2 separate regions of the Homo sapiens genome follow, and region 1 is linked to region 2. Evidence: chromatin loops called from intact Hi-C (ENCODE). Cell type or tissue: MCF 10A. All regions are shown on one strand. Each heading gives the region's core, and the rest is flanking DNA. Links, peaks and the distances in the headings are about the cores only.

What was found. Hi-C counts contacts between places; a loop is a spot of excess contacts. Peaks named below come from ENCODE experiments on the same cell type or tissue, not always from the same donor. Only the 100,000 strongest peaks of a DNase experiment are listed, where the experiment ranks them.
Region 1: it touches region 2 in a loop (5-fold over the local background); 10 of 110 quality-filtered maps call a loop at or near these places.

What each region holds. Positions count from the first base shown.
Region 1 is chr4:107,759,719-107,762,549 of GRCh38, forward strand. No RefSeq gene overlaps it. Among named protein-coding and RNA genes, the nearest start is that of PAPSS1, 41 kb to the left of the region's middle. In MCF 10A, for the core only: a CTCF peak has its summit at 1,034 (motif pointing right); a DNase peak (open chromatin) is centred at 1,003.
Region 2 is chr4:107,895,030-107,897,860 of GRCh38, forward strand. SGMS2 (sphingomyelin synthase 2) reads left to right here. Exons shown (of 7, transcript NM_001375905.1): 3 at 281-979. The coding sequence starts at 525. All of the region lies in intron 1 of CYP2U1-AS1 (CYP2U1 and SGMS2 antisense RNA 1), which reads right to left. Among named protein-coding and RNA genes, the nearest start is that of CYP2U1, 35 kb to the right of the region's middle. In MCF 10A, for the core only: no CTCF peak of the experiment used is centred there; a DNase peak (open chromatin) is centred at 1,302.

The DNA.
Region 1 (2,831 bases), core at 55-2,554, 140 kb before region 2:
TAGAAATGTAACTGTTTAATTTTTTAATCAATAAACAGATTAAACAGGTTTTAAAGGTATTTAGAAATAAACTGAGCATCAATAATATTCACAATCATAAATAAACTTAACTCACTATTAAATGGTTGATTGTCCAGTTGTATTTAAAAAATCCAGCTAAATACTGTTTAGAATACGGGGACATAAAACATAAGGACATAGTAAAAAGTTAGTAAAAAGATATACCTGACAGATATTAACCAAAAGAAATCTTGATGGAATATTAGTATTGAAACAAGTTTATGACCAAAAATATAAAAACAAAAACAAATCACCCCAAAACATTATTAAGGAAAACTAAGTTCACCAAGAAGCTTTAATGATTTCAGTTTTGTATGTGCTTGATAAAAGAGCCTTAAAAATATAAAGCAATAATTGATAGAATTACAGGAAGAAATGGACAACTCTACCATATAATGGAAGATTTCAATATTCATTCACTCATCTTATTCAACAACTATTTTTGAGTGTCTGCAGGCTAGGGACTCTTCTACTCACTGGGAAGAAAACATAAAAATCCTTACCTTTTTGAAGCCTAGATTATAATGGAAGGAGAGAGAAAATATATACAAATACTTAAATATAGTATAACCTTATGGAAATATATCCAGGATAACATAAATTCTAAAACTATAAAATGGATGTTTCGCTCCCATCCACCACTCTATCCTACATGTAGAACAGATAGGGAGGAGGAATATTGCTTTTGTTCTGAGGTTGGGGGATGGAATAGGGTACATAATAGATAGGGCAGCCAGGCAGCAAACTAGCACAAAATCCACAGGAGAAGTGGAGTTCGAATCCCGCTTGCTCAGTAATTGCCCCATTCAATATTCCCAAACTGGGCCAACAAAATTTGCACTATCTAGCTAGGAATTTCCTGGAATCATTACTGCTTTCCTGACGTCCAGTCAACTACAGGCCCGGAATCAATCCCGTCAATATTTAGGTTGGAGTGGACAATCACCGCCGGGTGGTGCCAAACTGCTAGGACCAGGATTGATTCGCATAGTGAAGCAATATCTCCAGGACTGTGCACTCTCCTACTCATTTTATTAATTTCCCGCTGAAAAACAAGAAAAATAAATCAAAGATGAAAGGTTGGAAAGGAAGACAAAGGACTTCATTATTTTACAAATGATACAATAGTGTATACAAAAATTCCAAAGACAACCTACTAGAAGCAGTAAGTTTACCATATCATTGCTATGCAAAATTCAGCTGCATTTCTATAAAAATCTAACAAGTACTCAGTAAACATTTCTAGAGCATAACAAGCACAAAGAAAATTTAATGTAAAAAGAGATTCCATTTAAATAGCTCAAAAATAGAATACCTAAAATTAATTTAATGAATAATAATAAAGCCTGTACAGAAACGTTATGAAACGTTATTAAAATACACTCAGATCTAAATAGGCTGTGTTCATGGAAAGGAAAACTCAATTTTTTTCAAAGTCAGTTGTCCTCAAATTGATCAAGAGAGCTAATATAATCACAATCAAAATATCAATAGAAATTTTGTGAAACATGACAATTTCAACATAATTCTGAAATTTATGGAAAAGCAAGAATATCCATGGCATGCCTCAATTAAAAATGGAAACTTGGCCAACAAGATATCGAAACTAATGATGAAGCCATAATAATTCAGATAGTATTTTGGCATAGGGAAAAGCCAAATGACCAACTGAACGAAAGAGAGAACCCAGAAAGACCAAAGAATATATGGAAACTTGATATATAACAGATGGCAATGGTGATCAATGAGAAAAGTTTATACTAAAATTAAACAGATAAATTTCTATTTATAATAAATAAATAGGGAAAAAATCTTTCTACCTTAGAGTAAAATCTTATGTAGATGGAAAGATGAAGGTAGAAAATCACCATTTGGCAATCATCATAGTAATAACTGATTCAGACAAAATTGCCAACCAATGCCAAAACTAGTGGGTTGCAATTTGGTAAACAACAGAGTAGTTACATCCTCTCAAACTACTTCTACTTAAATTACTTTATTACAAAGAAGAAAAAACAGTACTATTAGAGTGAATAAACCTTGAAGACATCACCTTAACCAAGTAATCAAAGTTGACAATATCAAAATTGGGAAAAACTGATATTTTATTATTTCTGTTGTGTTGCATGGGAAAGAACACAACCTCATCTATATAGTATTCCTGATAAAAAATGGATAACCTAAATGCAATCATAACGAAACATCCCATGAAGAAAACCTACATTCAAGGACATCCTACAAAATAATTGGTCTGAACCGTTAAAAAATGTCAAGGTCAAGAAATATAAAGATAGACTTAGGAACTGTTCCAGATTAAGGGAAACAAAAGGGACATGACAACTAAATGTAATACGGGATCCTGGATTGGATCCTGTACCGGGGGAGGAGGAGATGGAAGGGTAGAACAGGGTGGCTATAAAGGATATTTTTATTAGGACTATTTTATTAGGACAACTGAAGAAATTTTAAAATAAATTATAGACTAGGTAAAGTATTACATTAGTGTTAAATTTTCTAATTTTGATAATTGAATATTCTCATTCTTAGAAAACATATGCTCAAGTATTTAGGCAATGAGATGTCATCTGCAACTTATTCTCAAATGGTTCAAACAACAAAACATGCATAAAAAGAGATAACAAGAAAGCAAATTTGGCAAGTGATAATAATTGAATCTGGTGAATGGTGTACAGGAAATTTTGCAATGTTCTTGAAACTTCCCTGTGCTTTACATTATTTTTAAAATTAAAAGCTAAACAATAGCAAGAGAA
Region 2 (2,831 bases), core at 264-2,763:
TAGGTCCTGATTTTTCTTTAAGGAAATTTAAAGGGAACTGATTGTTAAAATGTTCCTATTTCTACCAATACTAGCTCAAAAAGAGACAAGAATTCCAAGATAAAACTGTTCAGTATTTTGTAAATAAACTTGATCTCAGCAGCTTTAACTAGGTTCTGACGTTACATTTATAAAGCAAATGGCTTTGGTATTTGTTTCCTTAGTTTAAGAATGTTTCTGTTTTGGATGGTTGACAGTTGGACAAGCATAGTTTCTGAACATAATTTTGTTTTGCTTTTAGGTGGGATAGTAACATCTTTTTGAGGGAAGAATTGGCTTCCTTTCTTGAAAGTGGTGAAGGTACAGCATATAGCTGCATGGAAGAAACAGTAATCGGATGGCTACCTTCTACATTTTGTATTAGGAAACAAAGTCCATTGTAAGAGTCCATGTTGATCTTGGAAATAGAAGGATTGAAAAAAGCTAAATTTCCACAAAGAACAAGAACTTGACCATCTCCTTTTTGATCTGAAGACTAGGGGACAATGGATATCATAGAGACAGCAAAACTTGAAGAACATTTGGAAAATCAACCCAGTGATCCTACGAACACTTATGCAAGACCCGCTGAACCTGTTGAAGAAGAAAACAAAAATGGCAATGGTAAACCCAAGAGCTTATCCAGTGGGCTGCGAAAAGGCACCAAAAAGTACCCGGACTATATCCAAATTGCTATGCCCACTGAATCAAGGAACAAATTTCCACTAGAGTGGTGGAAAACGGGCATTGCCTTCATATATGCAGTTTTCAACCTCGTCTTGACAACCGTCATGATCACAGTTGTACATGAGAGGGTCCCTCCCAAGGAGCTTAGCCCTCCACTCCCAGACAAGTTTTTTGATTACATTGATAGGGTGAAATGGGCATTTTCTGTATCAGAAATAAATGGGATTATATTAGTTGGATTATGGATCACCCAGTGGCTGTTTCTGAGATACAAGTAAGTAAATCTAATGTTTTGAGGATTTGTCATGGGTTTGTTTTTGAGTGAATAGATGGGTTATTGAGATTATTTTTCCTTTTTTTCCCCCAATAAATTCAGTCTTACCCAAACATTTGATGAAAGAAAACAGTAGAAAGCTCTACCACATTGAATAAATTCAGTCACTATTCAGTAAGTGTTTGATGAGCAACTGTGTATGAAAGTGGCAGTGTACAGCAGTACTGTGGTGGATGACTCAGAGTTGATGAATTTAAGGTGCAGTTCCTGACTTCCAGCAACTTGGTGCTATGGTATTTGTATGATAAATCAAGAGGCTTGGAAAGGAATAACATTCACTCCCATCATGTTTGTTATTTCAGGCTCTTGACAAGTGGGAAAAGGAATAGGTTGAGAAACTTTTTTCTCCATTACTCATAATGTGATGTCTGTATTGGTCTAGAGTCAATAGCCTGCTTTAAGGTTTGCCTAGATTCAATTCTCAAATTTTACATTTCTGTGGGGCTGGGTGTGTGGATGTGGTTTCGGTTTTTTGTTTGCTTGCTATCTAGTTACAAGTGTTTAAGAGACTGAGTTTAGAACCAGATCCATGCGGTTTTGATTTTTAGATTTCTAAAGTAAACTTGCCCTCTGATTTTCCTTGGACACCACAAAGGAGCTCATGGTTCACTGGGTTCAGCCTCCTCATTTTTGGAATAGTAGGAAATCAAGAAGAAATAAGTCAGGTACTTTTGCTTTGAAGACACTTAAGAATTGGACATAGCCCTGAAGTGGTTATTTCTGCTTCTCTATGTGAATTCTGACTCCTAGTCCATAAAAACGAAGGCTCCTTAATTCCTCCTTTCCTCTCATTCATCATTTAGACATTTGTTTTCCACTGGGATGGTAGTGATTAAATCACTAAAATATGATTTTGATCAAAACACTGACCATAATACAGAGTTTAAAAATGTAATGTATGCTAACTTGGATACAATCTGAACATTCCAAGTCAAATAGGATTTCAGTATTAATGCCACAAGATCATTCTTAGAGAATTTTGGCTGTATTGTTTTTTAGTTGGTAACACTTTTCATTACTTGATCAATTATAGAACTCTCAATGTGGTATATCCACTCAGACCCTAACACTGTTACTGTTTTGTGATTAGAGGAATTCAGTCTATCTTTGTTAAAGAGTTCCCCAAATGCAACTTTGCAGTCTTAAAACCTTATTCCACAAACTGCAGTCATTCCTAAGCATTTTCCTTAATATAACTCTTCATGTGTTTCCTTAATATGCTTAAGTAATAGACTTAGCTATGAGTTGTCTTTTACTTAAAAAAGTAACCTGCTCCTGAAATTGTTAAAGGATGCTTTATGCTAAAAGCAAAAAATGTATTTATGAACTTCAGTGTTTTTCTCTTTAGTGTCTGGAAATTAACACAATGTAAGAGCCTGCTAAGGCGGCAGATAATTTGCTTTCTCCTTTATTTAGAGCAAGGTTTTATTGATATATGTGTGAAAAGAGAAATTGTCCAGAATCTGGTAAGTATGTGGACTCCACCCTGAAGTACAGTCTTTCCCTCAATTTAGCTGTATTTTCATCTAGATCCTTTTTGAATTTTCATTAGATAGTTATTATTAACTGCCTCTACCTACCACCTTAGATTTTCAACATGTCCAAACACACGGTCACATAGCCAGACCATAAATTTTAATGATATCCACTGTTTCAGTCGCAATTCACACAAGTTTGCCTTTTTACATTTGAAGTAGAATTGGATCTTACATTTTAGTAACTAGTAGAATAATTTTTATAACCTGTTTTGAACATCCCAGCTGAATGAGGAATGTTGCTTGCTCTCTCTTTT